2 separate regions of the Homo sapiens genome follow, and region 1 is linked to region 2. A link is a loop called in an ENCODE intact Hi-C map of the cell type or tissue named here. Cell type or tissue: heart right ventricle. All regions are shown on one strand. Region 1 overlaps WWOX (WW domain containing oxidoreductase). Region 2 overlaps WWOX (WW domain containing oxidoreductase).

Region 1 (8,000 bases), 210 kb after region 2:
GCTGGGATTACAAGCACTGGCCACCAAACCCAGCTAATTTATATATTTTTAGTAGAAGCGGGGTTTCAACATGTTGGCCAGGCTGGTCTCAAACTCCTGACCTCAGGTGATCCACCTGCCTTGGCCTTCCAAAGTGTGGTGGGATTCCAGGCATGAGCCACTGTGCCTGGCCTGTAGTTTCTTTTTCTTTTTTCTTTTCTTTTCTTTTTTTTGAGATGAAGTCTTGCTCTGTCACCTAGGCTGGAATGCAGTGGTGCAATCTTGGCTCACTGCAGCCTCCGCCTCCCAGGTTCAAGCGATTCTCCTGTGTCAGCCTCCTGAGTAGCTGAGATTACAGGTGTGCACCACCACGCACGGCTGATGTTTGTATTTTTAGTAGAGACGGGATTTCAACATGTTGGCCAAGCTCGTCTCAAACCTGCCTCAGCCTCCCAAAGTGCTGGGATTACAGATGTGAGCCACTGCACCCAGCCTGTAGTTTCTTATTTAATGTCTGTCCCCCCTTCTCTTGACAGTGGTGTTTTTGCCTTCACACTACTGTATCCCTGGTCCATACCGTAAATGTTCTGTAAATGTTTGTAAATGAATACATGAAAGATGACCAGGTGCTGAATCAGTGAGAGTCCTTAATGTACTTCTTATCATTTATCCCTCTGAGGTAGGCAAGGGATTATAGTTTAGAATGTGTAAATACGTAAAAGATAAGGCAAGGAGACCTGCTGAGAGTCACACAGCAAGCCCCCAAGGTCCCCCAGGCTCATGGTCAAATGACATGTAAGGGACGTATCCAGCGGTGTGGGTATGTTTGGAGGGAATGAATGTAAGGAGAGAGAGGTGAGGCACAGGAGAGACAGGATGAGCTTTAGAGGTAGACAGCTCTCGGGTCCAGCCCTAGCTCTCTCCCATTCTAACTCTTGGGCAAGGTTCAAAACCTGATTAAGATTCATGCATAAAACTGAGATGTTAGAACTACCTCATGGGCTTGTCTTGAGAATTAAAGACGTTATGAACTTAAGGCCTCTACAGTGTGCTAGATGCTTAAGAAATGTTAACTACTATTGTTATTGGCTTGCAGTAGAAATTAAAGATTATGAATGTTCAGCATTCAGAATATACTAGATACTCAATAACCATTATTGCTGTCATTATTAACATTATTTTCCCCAGCTTTACTGAGGTATGAGTGACAAAAATTTCATATATGCGCATGAGTGTGTGTGTGTGTGTGTGTGTGTGTGTGTGGCTGGGCATGGTGGCTCTTGCCTATAATCCTAACAGTTGAGGAGGCCAAGCTGGGAGGATGACTTGAGCCTGGGAGTTGGAGGCTGCAGTGAGCTATGATGGTGCCCCTGCACTCCATCCTGGGTGACATAGTGAGACCCTATCTCTAAAGGAAAAAAAAAATTATATGTATTCGTGGTGTGAAATGTGATGTTTTGATATTCATATGCATTGTGAAATGACTACCACAATCAAGCTAATTAACACATCGGTCAACTTACATAGCTATCATTTTTTGTGTGTGGCAAGAACATTGAAAGTCTAGTCTCAGCAATTTTCAAGTATATAATACGTTATTATTATTACTATCGTTAACTGTATTCACCATGCTGTACAATAGATCTCCAGAATGTATTCATTCTGTCTAACTGAAACTTAGGATCCTTTGACCACTATCTCCCCATTTATCACCCCCTCCCACTTCCCCACTACCAGCCCCTCCTGGGAACTGCCCTCTACTCTCTGCTTCTGTGAGTTTGACTGCTTTAAATTCCACACAAAAAGTGAGATCATAGAGTATTTGTCTTTCTGCGCCTGGCTTATTTTACGATAAATTGATTGCTTCTCTTCCCATTGTTTATAGATACCCATTCTCGTAATGATGGCACTGTGTCTGTCATAGAAGGCCTAATTCTCCCTGTTAACATTGAACATAAAAACCTCATATGGGCCAGGCACAGTGGCTCATACCTGAAATCCCAGCACTTTGGGAGGCTGAGGCGGATGAATCACCTGAGGTTGGGAGTTCGAGACCAGCCTGGTCAACATTGCGAAATTCTGTCTCTACTAAAAAGATACAAAAAAATTGGCTGGCTGGTCATGGTGGCTCATGCCTGTAATCCCAGCACTTTGGGAGGCCGAGCCGGGCGAATCACGAGGTCAGGAGATTGAGACCATCCTAGCTAACATGGTGAAACCCTGTCTCTACCAAAAATACAAAAAAATTAGCCAGGCGTGGTGGTGGGGCGCGGTCGTGGGTGCCTGTAGTCCCAGCTACTCAGGAGGCTAAGGCAGGAGAATGGCGTGAACCCGGGAGGTGGAGGTTGCAGTGAGCCAAGATCGCACCACTGCACTCCAGCCTGCGTGACAGAGCGAGACTCCATCTCAAAAAAAAAAAAAAAAAAAAAAGGCTGTGTGTGGTGACTCGTGTCTATTGTCCCAGCTACTTGGGAGGCTGAGACATGAAAATCACATGAACCTGGGAGGTGGAGGTTGCAGTGAGCTGACATCGCATCACTGCACTCCAGCCTGGGTGACAGAGTGAGACTGAAAAACAAAAAAACAAAAAAAAACCCAAAACTATATGTGCAAGCCTCAGGAACCACTAAGACAGATTACACAATGCTCATCAGAACTCAGCAGGCTTCCACAGTGCAGATTTTAAGCCCTCCAGTTGCCTGTTTTACTGGCACCAAGAACACACCTTAGCTTGGAGGAAACATTGGCCACTTTCTTGTTAAAAACAAAGAGAGGGAAACTAGATCTGCCTTTGTGAGGCTGGAGCACCTCATCAATGTATTTTTTCTGCCTTGCTTTATAGTGTTTTAAATCCGCCTCGGCCTTTGTTCCTGAATGAGCACCCGAGAAGGGGAGAAAGTGACTATCTGGCCTTAGTATGTGTAACAAATTATTTAATGAACATTTAACCAAGATTTGCAATTCCCCTAGTTTTATCTTCCCGGTTTCCTTTTCTTCTGTGTGCCCGTTGGCATTTTGGTAATGTGCTGCCTCTTTATAACTCTTTGTAGCTCTTTTATTACTTTTCTTTTTTCTTTTAAGTTTGTGGTGCCTTCTTTGATCCTCCCCTCTTTCAGTTTCCTTTTCTCCAATTTCATACTTATTTCCAGTGATTTTTGGCTGCAACGCAGTTTAGATATTGGAGGCCAGCGTGATTAAACCGAGGCCAAGAGTTTGTATTGCCCCATGACGATGTTTCTGGAATGTTTCTTCTGTGAACAGTGATTTTTGTATAACTCACTGGACATGTTGATTTTTCCCTGTGAGGTGTAAGGTAATGTTTTCCTAGCAAAAACAAAGAGGGCTGAAACCTGGTGCTCAGAATCGTTTGGAAACGGAACTCCTCTCCCTCTTCTTTTTACACCAAGATAAAGAAATACTTTGCAAATCAGCTGAGCACATGTTCCCAGCTCCGTGCCGGGCTCTGTGGTCATGGGTTTCCTTCTTTATGTCTTACTCATCTAATGTAATTTTAGAGTGTGTTCTCTTTAGATAATTGTGTGTCTCTGAGCAAATCACTTATCCTCTCTGGTCCTCAGTTTTCTTATCTGTAAAATGAATCAGTTAACCAAGAATAGCCATCCCTTGGGTTAATAGAACAGTTTAACTTGAAAGGAAATAAAAAAAGGAGACTAACATGGGCCCACAGACATTGTATTTCATAAATTTTGGATGAAAACTGAACCTACCATCATTTATTAAGAGAATGGATATTTTCATGTCAGAAATTATAGGAAGGATACAGTTATGGGATGAGGAGCAATTCTTTTTTTTTTTTTTTTGAGGTGGAGTCTCACTCTGTCACCAGGCTAGAGTGCAGTGGGGCGATCTCGGCTCACTGCAAACCTCTGCCTCCCGGGTTCAAGCAATTCTCCTGCCTCAGACTCCCGAGTAGCTAGGACTACAGGCGCGTGCCACCACACCCGGCTAATTTTTTGTATTCTTAGTAGAGACGAGGTTTCACGGTGTTAGCCAGGATGGTCTCGATCTCCTGACCTCATGATCCACCCGCCTCGGCCTCCCAAAGTGCTGGAATTACAGGCGTGAGCCACCGCACCCGGCCTATGAGGAGCAGTTCTTTCAATGGAATATATTTGACTTCAGGGAGAACTCACTCAAATGCTGCTGTTACTGTTTTTCCCTTTGTTGGAAGTGATGGGGTTGTACTTGGAATGACTGGCCTAGAAAACCCTACAGGTACCATTTAAGCTCCATAGTTCTTCTGTGTGTGTTTCGGATCCCAGGTTCCAAACCTGCACTAAAACTTGTTGCTGCATCTCACCTAATCGTGTAGTGAGCCAGGTGAGCTCATCTGTGAAATGCAGACCTTTCTGGACGTACCACCTCGTGGGGTGAAGGGAAAGAAATGATACAGGTGTACATCAGGGTATAAGCTGTCCTAGAGTCTGGATTCTTTTTATCCAGAAGCCATTCTTTCAGCCTGTGCCTTTTTGTAAATACCATACCCCATCTATTTCCACAAAGGATTTGGGGCATTAGCGAGTAAAGGGGGAATATGTTCTAGAAGAAGGGCGCTCACCTCAGTAAATTGATGGGTGGGCCACAAAAATCATGTCACAAGATCTTGTTGATGTGCATGCATTCATTCATTCAACAAATATTATTGAGCATCTAACATAAGCCGGGTGCTTTGCTAGGGACAGAATGCTGTACAAGGTCCCTGTCCTCATGGGGACCGTATGTTGGGAAGACAGATGATAGGCATGGAAATGAAGAGACAAACCACTCCGACTTCAGCCCAGGAAGGAGCTTTAATTTGAGTAATTGTTTTCACTAATTCATCTTCACAGAAAGAAATAATATGATCACCTTCGGTTAGTAAACAAAACAAATAGGCAAACAGGTTTACAGGCTGAGGTGGGCTGGATCACTTGAGGCCGGGAGTTTGAAACCAGCCTAGCTAACACGGTGAAACCCTTCTCTACTAAAAATACAAAAATATTATCTGGGTGTGGTGGAGCTTTCCTGTAGTCCCAGCTACTCTAGAGGCTGAAGCATGAGAATCACTTGAACCCAGGAGGTGGAGGTTGCCATGAGCAGAGATCGTGCCACTGTACTCCAGCCTGGGTGATGGAGCAAGGCTCTGTCTTGGGGCGGGGGGCAGGGCAGGGGAGGGGGGAAAGAAGAGAAACAGCTTTACTTACGTTTTTGATGAGCCTAGCCTTTGCTGTGCTTTGGAAAATGGGCTGTGGAATTTGGCTGAAATAGTCAAATGCGTAGCTGGCTGTATGTGGACTGATAACTGGGCTTATTTTGCTTCTTTTAGATCTGGAAAGACTAAGCGCAAAATAGAAATGCTAATGGTATTGATGTGTTTTTCTTCCTTTGGTGTGATAAAAAGGTATCAGTAGGGATCATTCATAAAACTAGTTAGTAAACTATCAGTTTAATGTACAATGGTGAAGAAATACATACATCATACTTGAGACCATGTTCCAGAGAGTATTTTGTAACCTGTGACGCTCTTTTCAAGTCTTAGAGAGGAAGTATGGAAAGAGCATGCGCTTTTGACTGAGGAGGTCTTGGGTTTAAAGGTCGAATTTTGCCACTTACTTTCTCCATGGCCTTGGTCAACATCCTGAAGTCTCAGGTCCTTGTCTGCCTTTGCTTTGACACGAGATGTTGCCTGCCTCAGGCGGTTGTTGCAAGGACTAAAATCAGGAAGGCCTGGAAAGACTTGGAAGCATTTCTGTCACATCCCAGGAACTCCGTAAATGCCAGCAAGTGTTAGATTATTGTGATGATTTTACTACTCCTATTATTGATATTATAATTAATATTATAATTGTTCATTATTACCTTATAAAAATTACTTATGATATGTTTTTCTTACTATTTGGTGAACATCGAGTATAGTACCAAGTGTATACTTTTTTTTTTTTTTTTTTTTTTTTGAGGTGGAATCTCCTGTCTCCCAGGCTGGAATGCAGTGGCATTTTCTCGGCTCACTGCAGCCTCCGCCTCCCAAGTTCAAGCCATTCTCCAGTCTCAGCCTCCTCAGTGGCTGGGATTACAGGCATGTGCTACTACCCCCGGCAAACTTTTATATTTTTAGTAGAGACAGAGTTTTGCCATGTTCACCAGGCTGGACATGAACTTCTGACCTCAAGGGATCCACCTACCTTGGCCTCCCAAAGTGCTGGGATGACAGGTGTGAGCCACTGCCAATTATATACTTATTTTAGGTGTATTATGCTGTGCCCTGTGCTTTTCTTTGTTATACTGGAAGGTCATGATGGCAGGATGTCTTATTTATGCTTCTCTGTACTCTGTCCTGTCCAGTGCCTTTCAGAAGTAAGGTTTTTAGAAAGGTTTGAGTTATTTCCTGTTTTCTGAACCAGACAGGCAGAGTATTTGATCTTACAAAAATCTGGCTCAGTTCAAGTTAGCTGTGTAGCTTTGGAACGGACCCTGGACAGATGGATTTTCTAAAATTACAGAGGAAACTAGATCTGTAACTCTGTACATTTACTCCTGTGCCAGTAACAATGGCAATATTTTAATACTGTAATAAATTTTTTCTTATGCATTTGCTATAAATTAGTAAATCTGTGTAAAGCTGCTTATTGCATCATCATGTAGAATTTCTACATCCTGCAGAAGTTTAAGAAAATTGTCTTCCTTTTACAGACAAGGACACTGAAGTTTAGAAGTGCTAAGTAAACTGTCTTAGATCACTTAGCTAGCAAGTGACAGGGATGGAATTGAATCTGTATTTATCAGAGGTGAAAGTATATGTGTAATTATTCAACTACACTTAGGTAAATATCCGCATACATGCATGCCTCCCCTTAGACTCCATTGTTCCAAAAGGTAATGACAACAAAAATTAGTCGGAGGCGGAAGGAAATGCAAAAGTGGACATTTACTCGAGAAAGAATAAAGAAACCATGCAGGATTCCATTTCACAAACCTCTACAGCTGTTGCTGGGGAGTCAGTGGAGGGGTACTGGAGGAAGGCAGACTTTGTTCTAAGCTACTTAGCAGCCAAGGAAAGCAGAAGAAACTATTATTATTATTTATTATTATTATGTGAGTTGGAGTCTCCTTGTGTCATCCAGGCTGAAGTGCAGTGGCATAGTCTCTGCTTTCTACAACGTCCACCTCCTGGGTTTAATCGATCCTCCTGCCTCAGCCTCCCAAGTAGCTGGGATTACAGGCACCCACCACTACATCCAGCTGACTTTTGTATTTTTAGTGGAGACAGGGTTTCACCATACTGGCCCAGCTGGTCTTGAACTCCTGACCTCAAGTGATCTGCCTGCCTCAGCCTCCCGATGTGTTGGGATTACAGGTGTGAACCACTGCTTCTGGCCTAGAAACTATTATTAATAGAAGTTCTGGGACAACGGCCCTGCTCTCATTACTTGCCCCCAATCCATGCAATGAAATACTGGCCTGTGAGTATGTGGTCCCTTCAGCTCATTTTCTGAAGCTGACCAAAGGAGCACAGTAATGCATAACGGGGGAGTAAAATTCCTCAAGACGAGCAAAAAAGGCAGAAATTAATAAAACTCTATGTATTAGTTATCTATCACTGCATAACAAGTTACCTCAATATTTAGCAGGTTAATACAATGCACATTCATTATTTTATAGCCTTTGTAGATTAGGAACCAGCCATTGCTTAGCTGGACCATCTGCTTTAGAGTCTCACAGGCTGCATTCAAGGTGTCCACTGGGCTGGGGTCAACTTCTTACCGACAAAGCTGGTGCCCCAAAAGAATGGGGTCTTATCCTGTTGGGTGTCATGAAGCCAACACACAAAACCGAAAGTAGTGTCAAGCAGTACAGGCTTTATTCAATGGCCATGGAATTGAGAAGCAGGAGCATGGCTCACAAATTCACAAATCAGCTTCTCCACTAATGAGGGGTGAGGAAGTTAAAATATAGACTTTGTTGTTGTTGCTGTTTTAATGAAGAGGCTGGACATTAAAATCAAGGGGAGGAATAATCATGTC
Region 2 (8,000 bases):
AGACTGGGACGTGAACTGACAACATTTATGATTCTGGCAGCTTGACATCACCCAACTGTTCTCTTTGTTTGGTTTTGCTTCAGACTTAGTTTAGTTTTGTTTTTTAAGGGCTGGGGTGGAGGAGAGGGATTTGCTCTTGCAGTTTTCCTTTCAAACCAAACTCTTTCAAAGCCTTTTGCAAACTCTTTTATGGATTTTACTCACTGGTTGAGCAAGAGTTACTTATGAGATGTGGCTTCGGCATTTTCACAGTGTCCATAAAAAAATGTATATTACTATGCATTGCACATTTGCCACTTAGAATTTCTGAATGCAAATTAATCAACTTGCAGCTGTGACTAACAATAAAACACAGGATAATGTACCTACAGAAATGAGGGCATTGGAAATCCGCTCTCAGGTGGCCATCGAAAATAGTCAGCCTGAGTGTTGCTACCTGTTTTCCATAATTGTGTAGCTTTGCCTTTCCTTAGTTAATCTGTTCAATAAACTCCTCTGCAGAATCCAAATGCTTAAATTCAGTTTCTTTTTGTCTTTATGGTGTTTTTCATTGTTAACGTGGCATCGGAGTAGCTCGACTTTTGCATCATGATAAATTCATAACCCAAGAGAAGGCAGAAAACATAATTATTATCAATTGCCTCTCTCCTGGAATTGCCATTGGCTGAGTGGAACAAAATACGAACTTAAGGAGTAGCTGATTCAGAGAAATCCAGGGTAGGAACGGGTCCCATCTTGATTTCAATGTCTTTTTTGAGGAGGCCTTCCCATTGCACTTCTCTTCAAGTTTGCCCAGATAGTAAGTTCTACTAGACATGTCAATTTTTTCTGAGGTCTAATCTTGATTTTTTTTTTCCTGCACAATATGGAATTCAGTGTTTTTATTTAATCATTCAGTAAGTCTTGACTGCCTGCTATGGAGGTTAAGCCCTTTACTAAGTTCCAAGGATGTACCTGTGAATAAGGCAAGTTCCTTTTTATCATTGTCTTTGCAGTCTATTAGGGGCTACACAATTTAAACAGAGAATATATATAAAATGGTAGAAAGTACAAGTAAGTATACCTTATTTTTTTTAAAAAAATGAATGTGGTATTTCACCCACAGCCTCAAGAATCACTTTCCTTAAAATTGCCAGAGTAGGAAAACTTACAATTGAAGAATTTCAGGTATTTATGGGAAAAATAGTATTAGGGCAATTGCGGTCAAACACATTCGTCTGTTCGTTCAATTACAGCAGTAAGGATGGAAGTCTAAAGAGAGTTTCTACGTGATCTTATTTATCCTGCATTTATAAATACACAAATTCTTGTACAATTAACTCAGTTTTTCACTCCTTTCTTGCTTGCAACTTGTCAGGTCGTTCCCTCCCCAGTAGTTGTGAACTTCTTTATGCTAGCTTCTTCCATCAGGGGCTCACAACCAGGGACTGTAGAGGTTTGCAGAGGTAAATCTTGGTAGATAAGGATTTTATGAAAAGGGAGCTCACTGTTGGTGAAAAATCCTTGTTTCTACAGATTTTGGGTCAAGATAAGAAAAATTAACTTTTAAAATCTGAGGAATTTGGAGATTATCTCCAGGGGCTGAATATATTTTTATGGGAGAAATAAAATGGATAGTTTTAAACTTGAATTTAGTTTTTCCTAATGGAGGCCCTTTTGAAGATCAAATGGGATCTGTAAAAACTCTTTGAAAAATGTAGACTGCTTCTTATGTGATTCTTACTGGTCTATTATTTATCAAGAAATTAAAAAGGAATGAATATCTGTAGCTGTTTTTCTTTTTCTTTCTTTTCTTTTCTTTTTTTTTAAGATGGAGTCTCGCTCTGTCACCGGGCTGGAGTGCAGTGGTGCTATTTCGGCTAACTGCAATCTCTGCCTCCTGGGTTCAAGCAATTCTCCTGCCTCAGCCTCCCAAGTTGCTGGGACTACAGGCGTGCGCCACCATGCCCAGCTAATTTGTAATTGTTTGTTTCTAAAAGGATATTCAGTGCTTCCACTGTCTTTTAGAAGTCTGTAGAAGGAAGGCCAAGAAAGAAATACCCATTATTTTGGCTGAAGATGATCACTTTAGCTGAAACCAGTTCAGGTTCAAACTCAGACATTGGTGCTATTTTCATATATCTGAAATGTTCTGAAAAGATTACTGACGATCAACATGCTGAACTGACATTTCACAGATATGCAGATTTATTCATCTCTGTTCAAGGTATGCCTTTTCCAATCATAATAGCCACGTAGAGGACATTAAACAAATATTTTATTGTGGTAAAAACACTTAACATGAGACCTACCCTTTTAACAAATTTTTAAATATATAATTTATTATTATTGTTGACTATAGGTAAAACAGGACATTTTTAACGTGCTGTGGTGGCCTATTGGACTTTCAGCCTCCCTGGGTGTATTTCGCTGTATATGTGTACCATGTCAGCTTACCCTAGAATTTGAAACATTTTCCTTTGATGATTAAATTTTTTTTTTTTTTTTTTTTGAGATGGAGTCTTGCTCTTTTGCCCAGGCTGGAGTGCACTATCGCGATCTCGGCTCATTGCAAGCTCCGCCTCCCGGGTTCATGCCATTCTTCTGCCTCAGCCTCCCGAGTAGCTGGGACTACAGGCGCCTGCCACTACACCTGGCTAATTTTTTTGTAGTTTTAGTAGGGATGGGGTTTCACCGTGTTAGCCAGGATGGTCTAGATCTCCTGACCTGGTGATCCGCCTGTCTTGGCCTCCCAAAGTGCTAGGATTACAGGCGTGAGCCACCGTGCCTGGCCTGATGATTCAGTTTTTACCCCAAGATGCAGTATGCCTCAGTCTCACTAAAATATGCCAATATGTTCTTCTTCTTGAGGATCAGGGCTGATTTCTTCTACTGGGAAAATGTATCCCCTGTGTTTGGCCCCAGAGGCATCAGGGTAACCTGCTCTCTTCCATTCTCAAAGCAGAAACAGTGTTCCTAACATTCTAAGCCTGGGAATAGGATGGCAGGTCGTGGGACCAGCATTTTAATTACCTAAAGGGAACTTATTGATTTTAGTCCAGAACACGGTGGGGAGGAGTTCATATTCTTTTTTTTTTTTGAGTCTGGATTTTAGAATAAATTCACTGTGTACATAGCTATTCCATCTTTAAAAACCTTTGTGAATGTTAATATACAGCCTTTATAAATTTGAGGTATAATGTTCAAAATGCTCTAATCCCTAAATTTTCCAGTCTAGGTTATTATACTTTTATGACTATTCATTTTGATGTAGGCCTTTTAAAATCAATTCCTCCCTGTTATTACAATGCTGCTTTATGGTATTTGTGATATATCATATGAATATACTTGAGGGTCATGAGAAGTTCATATGTGTGTGTGTAGTGTGGGCCCCAGACTTTCGCCATACCGCTGGCTAAAGTGGCCATGTTTTTGTACGTCTCTGCAGAGCTTACAAGTTATTCAACAGCCAGATTTCTATTCTGATATGCCCTTTTAGTTTTCAAAGCATCGAAAAAGGGTAATCTTTAGAACCGAAGTATTTGGAAAACTCCTAGACTTGAATAAGGTATTTTTGAATTTGAAGAGCTAAGAACCCATCAAATCAAAATGCTAATAATTCTTCCAAGTCAAAAGGTAACTCTCATTTTATTATGCATTGACCACCATTCACTTTCTGTTGGACTGCTTTTGGAAAAAGAACCACAAGTCTCTATTTTTAAAATAGAGGTACAATGATAAAACAAAACAAAACAAAACAAAAAAACAACAAAAAAAAACCCACACAGGTCTCATCAGCCAAGGGATTTAAAAATCAAATTTAACTTCAAAAAACTGAAGTTGATATAGCAGGATCTTGGAGATGCAGTTTCTTCACTTTTCTTTTTTTTCTAACTGAGGGATTAAGGATATAAACCCAACTTCAAATTTCTTTCTGGGTGGTCTTGAAAACTTAACAGTAGGTCCTGTAAAGAGGTGGGGGAGAGGAAAAAGAAATCCTTTACTCTCATCTGCTGGTTTTAAAATGAGAAAAATACACACACACACGTAATGATGTTCGTGATGTTAATGGAGGGAAATATCATAAATAATTAAGAATTTAAAATTATTATAAAATATTTAGTATTATTGTTGTTACTGTTATTAGTAGGAAGGGGCCTTGCCATGCTTCCTTTCTTCAAACAGCTCAGTACTTTAAAATCGAGTGTGGCTGTGTTTGTCAGTCGTGGTTTGTGTTCTTTGATTTGTTCTGCATGTTCTTCTTTTGGAGAGGATGTGTCACTTTGCCAATCTTGGTCCTTGCTGTTGTCTGGTGGAGGGAAACAAGCCTGCCAGGCCGGCTCATCTGACCCCTGGTGGCAGGGAGTGGAGGTGCACTCAGGATGCTCTTGGGGAATCATAAAGGAGGTTAAAGAAAGGGACAGCAGAACCCTGACAATCCTTGCCCCTAAGCATGGAAAAGCCTCCGGACCGGGTCTGGAGTGCAACAGAGGCCCCTGACCTTGTCTCTAGCTCTCTGTCTGCATCTTCAGCGTGGCTTCACTGGTTTCTAAGTCTCTGGTGTCTTTTGTCTTTTGCAGCCGGCTTGCAATTGCCTCCTTCTAACTCTCAAAAGGATGCATGGGATGGGTTCAGTGTAGTCACTGTTGTGCCTTTTGGACAAGGCTTTCCAGCCAGGCCACCCTGTTTACAAGGCTGTCCTCACGTCATGGGCGCTCATATTGTCCAGACTAGATGGTCAAGGTGATTGGGGGAAGGAAGTCACAGAGCCACCAATTACTAAGGAACTGCCCAGAGATCCTGCCTCACTGGGAACCTGTGAGTGGGCTGGTTTCCCCCAGCAGAGGGGCTGTAGCATAGCAGGTACCCACAGGAGCCTGGGCATGGCCTTTTTCTCTAAAGGGCTGGATAGTCAATATTTTTAGCTTTGTGGGCTTTATGGTCTCTGTTGCAACTTCTCAACTCTCCTGTTACAGCAGGAAAGCAGCCACAGATAATATATAAATGGACGGATGTGTTCCAATAAAACTTTATTTATAGGAACAGGCAGTGGGCCAGATTCAGCCCGTGGGCCATAGGTTGCCAGCCTCTGACTCTGGTGTTCAGATCACAGACTTTGGATGTCTCATATCTGAATCTTTCTAATCTCGTGATAGGGCAAGGTAATTAAAATGTTAATACGTTAGTTTTCTCACTGTCAATGTGTTCTATGACATCATTTATGCAAAGCATACAAAGCTGAGAATAAAGTCTCAGCAAATGCTAGTTTCCTGGCCTCCTTATACATACTTACAAAGGATGGTGGGAGATAGTTTGAGATTTGAGGCCTCTGAAGAATAGGTGTTTTTGTGATGATTTTGGCTTTTCAGTTTGACAGTTGGCTTTGCTTTTTTGACAGACACATTAAGAGCTTCAAGGGTCATTTCATGGTTTGTCCTTTCCATGTCAGGGACACCTTTCACGTGGCCATTTTAAGCACAGGAATTGCCTTCAAGTAGTTTACTCGTACGAACTTGTCTGTAATCATCTTTCCCCATTTGGATGGTGGGTTGCCCATTTTAATTCAAGGTTTGTCTAATGTGTTAGTGCATATTCTTGGCTCAAGCAGGATAAGACACTAGTAACCATGAACCTGTATATCAAAAAGCGTGACTAGAGTTTCATAGTTAAACATGTGCTGAAATCCACAGTGGACACCAGAGAGGGTCATGGAATCTGGGAATGGATGACTTGTCCCATGATGATAATATCTGTGTTCCTACGGCTGGGCCCGGTGGCTCACACCTGTAATCCCAGCACTTTGGGAGGCCGAGATGGGAGGATCACGAGGTCAGGAGTTGAAGACCACCTTGATCAATATGGTGAAACCCTATCTCTACTAAAAATACAAAAGTTAGCCGGTGTGGTGGTGCATGCCTGTAATCCCAGCTACTCAGGAGGCTGAGGCAGGAGAATCACTTGAACCCAGGAGGCGGAGGTTGCAGTGAGCCGAGATCACGCCATTGCACTCCAGCCTGGGTGACAGAGTGAGACTCCGTCTCAAAAAAAAAAAAAAAAAAAAAAATCTGTGTTCTTGCCTGGCTTATTGAGCTCCATGGTAAATGTTCAGAGGCTGCAGGAATGATTCAAAGTCTGACTGATTTATGTGCATTGGGCATTTTGTTGATGTCATTCAGATTAATGATGGCACTGAAAATGTGTAATGGAAATGAGAAGTTTGTATCCTGCCTGCTATACCATGATTCCAATTTAAGAGGGGGTAAAAATATTGCACTTTTTAATCTATTGTTTTTTGAAAGAGACTGTTTAAAACACGTAATTTTGCTAAGTTATGGCTCATATCGTATTTGTTATTTTGGTTTTGAAAAATTGAGTAGGAAGCAATTGCGTTCTTAAATGACTTGAACATCAAAGGCAAGTAGTGTCTTGTTTTAGGAGCAGCCAGGCTCCTATCCCTCTGATCCAGCCAAGTGCTTTCACTTGGTCCCACTCTGGGGAATCACCAGTGGTTCTCACTCTGGGAGAGGCCCCTGGTTGACCTGGAATGACCTAGACCAGCAGTCACAAGCTCCTGCCCATGGACAAAATACAGCCGGTACCTCTTTGGCTATGGCCTGCAGGCTCAGAATAGTTCTTACATTTTCAATCATCTGCAAAAAAGAATAAAGAGGAGAATATTATTTCTTGAAGGAGGAAAATGATATGGAATTCTGATTTCAGTGTCATAAAGTTTTGAATTTCATCAATAAAAAATTTGCAGAAATTTGTTTTTCTCTCCTGTTATGTAAATACCTCTGTAATAGCCTCGGTTTTGCCTCTTGGCTCACAAAGCCTAAGTTGTTTACTATTTAGCCCTTTACAAAAAAAGTTTGCCAGCATCTGATGTCCAACAACAATTTTCAGTCTTTTTTGTAGCTCCCAAATTCTCTCATTAAACCAGATCCCTTGAGGGAAGCCTGGTTTACAAAATAGATTAAGTGATGTGGCTGTTTGGAGCAGGAGGCTGTGGTCTGAGTCTTGCTGGCCTCAACCCTCAACTCACTTCCACACCTTACCTCCTGGGGATAAGGCTGCCTTCGTCTAGAAAGTGCCTCGGTTCCAGCTTGGAAATATCCATGTACAGTCCCTTTTTTGTTATTCCAAAACCCAAAGAGATCTGAAAAGCAAAAACAAATTTATTGTATATTTATAGCAAATTTATTTGGTGGTGAAATTTGACTTCAGCTTTAGCGTCCCTGTTTCTCCTTTCTAGTGTGAATGTTCATTTTGTTTTGTTTGTTTTTTTGAGGCAAGGTCTCACTTCATCACCCAGGCTGGAGTGCAGTAGTGTGTTCACAGCTCAGAGAAGCCTCGACCTCCCGGGCTCAGGCGATCTTCCTGCTGTAGCCTCCCAAGTAGCTGGGACTCCAGGCATGTGCCACCATACCCAGCCAATTTTTGTGTCTTTGTAGAGATGCGGTTTCTCTACCATGTTGGCCAGGCTGAATAATCATATTTTCACTGAAGAAATAGAAATGTCATTGTTATAGGATGTTGCCCCAAACCCCGCAAAGGTATTTTGTAATATGCAGTATATGTGCTAAATTACTTTTTTTGTTGTTGTTGAGATGGAGTTTCGCTCTTGTTGCCCAGGCTGGAGTGCAGTGGTGTGATCTTGGCTCGCCATGATCTCTACCTCCCAGGTTCAAGCGATTCTCCTGCCGCAGCCTCCCGAGTAGCTGGGATTACAGACATGTGCCACCACACCCGGCTAATTTTGTATTTTTAGTAGAGATGGGGCTTCTCCATTTTGGTCAGGCTGGTCTCGAACTCCGGACCTCAGGTGATCTGCCCACCTTGGCCTCCCAAAGTGCTGGGATTACAGTACCTGGCCCAAAATACCTTTCTAACATGGAGGAATTAGGAATACTGAAGGCATCGGCCCCCAAGGGTTTGATGTGCTCTTGTCCCCAAGGCCTGCAGATTTGCATCACCTCTCCACTTCGTGGACTCCTCGTACCTGCCTGATTCCAGGATGCTCT

The links. Hi-C counts contacts between places; a loop is a spot of excess contacts. Peaks named below come from ENCODE experiments on the same cell type or tissue, not always from the same donor. Only the 100,000 strongest peaks of a DNase experiment are listed, where the experiment ranks them.
Region 1: a loop joins it to region 2, with 2.4 times the contacts of the local background. A loop is called at or near these places in 16 of 110 quality-filtered maps.

The regions. Positions count from the first base shown.
Region 1 is chr16:78,440,749-78,448,748 of GRCh38, forward strand. All of the region lies in intron 8 of WWOX (WW domain containing oxidoreductase), which reads left to right. Among named protein-coding and RNA genes, the nearest start is that of WWOX-AS2, 55 kb to the right of the region's middle. In heart right ventricle, no CTCF peak of the experiment used is centred here; no DNase peak of the experiment used is centred here; H3K27ac peaks cover 516 bases.
Region 2 is chr16:78,231,054-78,239,053 of GRCh38, forward strand. All of the region lies in intron 5 of WWOX (WW domain containing oxidoreductase), which reads left to right. WWOX-AS1 (WWOX antisense RNA 1) reads right to left here. Exons shown (of 4, transcript NR_184272.1): 2 at 7,035-7,135; 3 at 6,579-6,629; 4 at 3,609-3,944. Among named protein-coding and RNA genes, the nearest start is that of WWOX-AS1, 6.7 kb to the right of the region's middle. In heart right ventricle, CTCF peaks have their summits at 4,337 (motif pointing left) and 4,536; DNase peaks (open chromatin) are centred at 4,338 and 6,516; H3K27ac peaks cover 1,037 bases.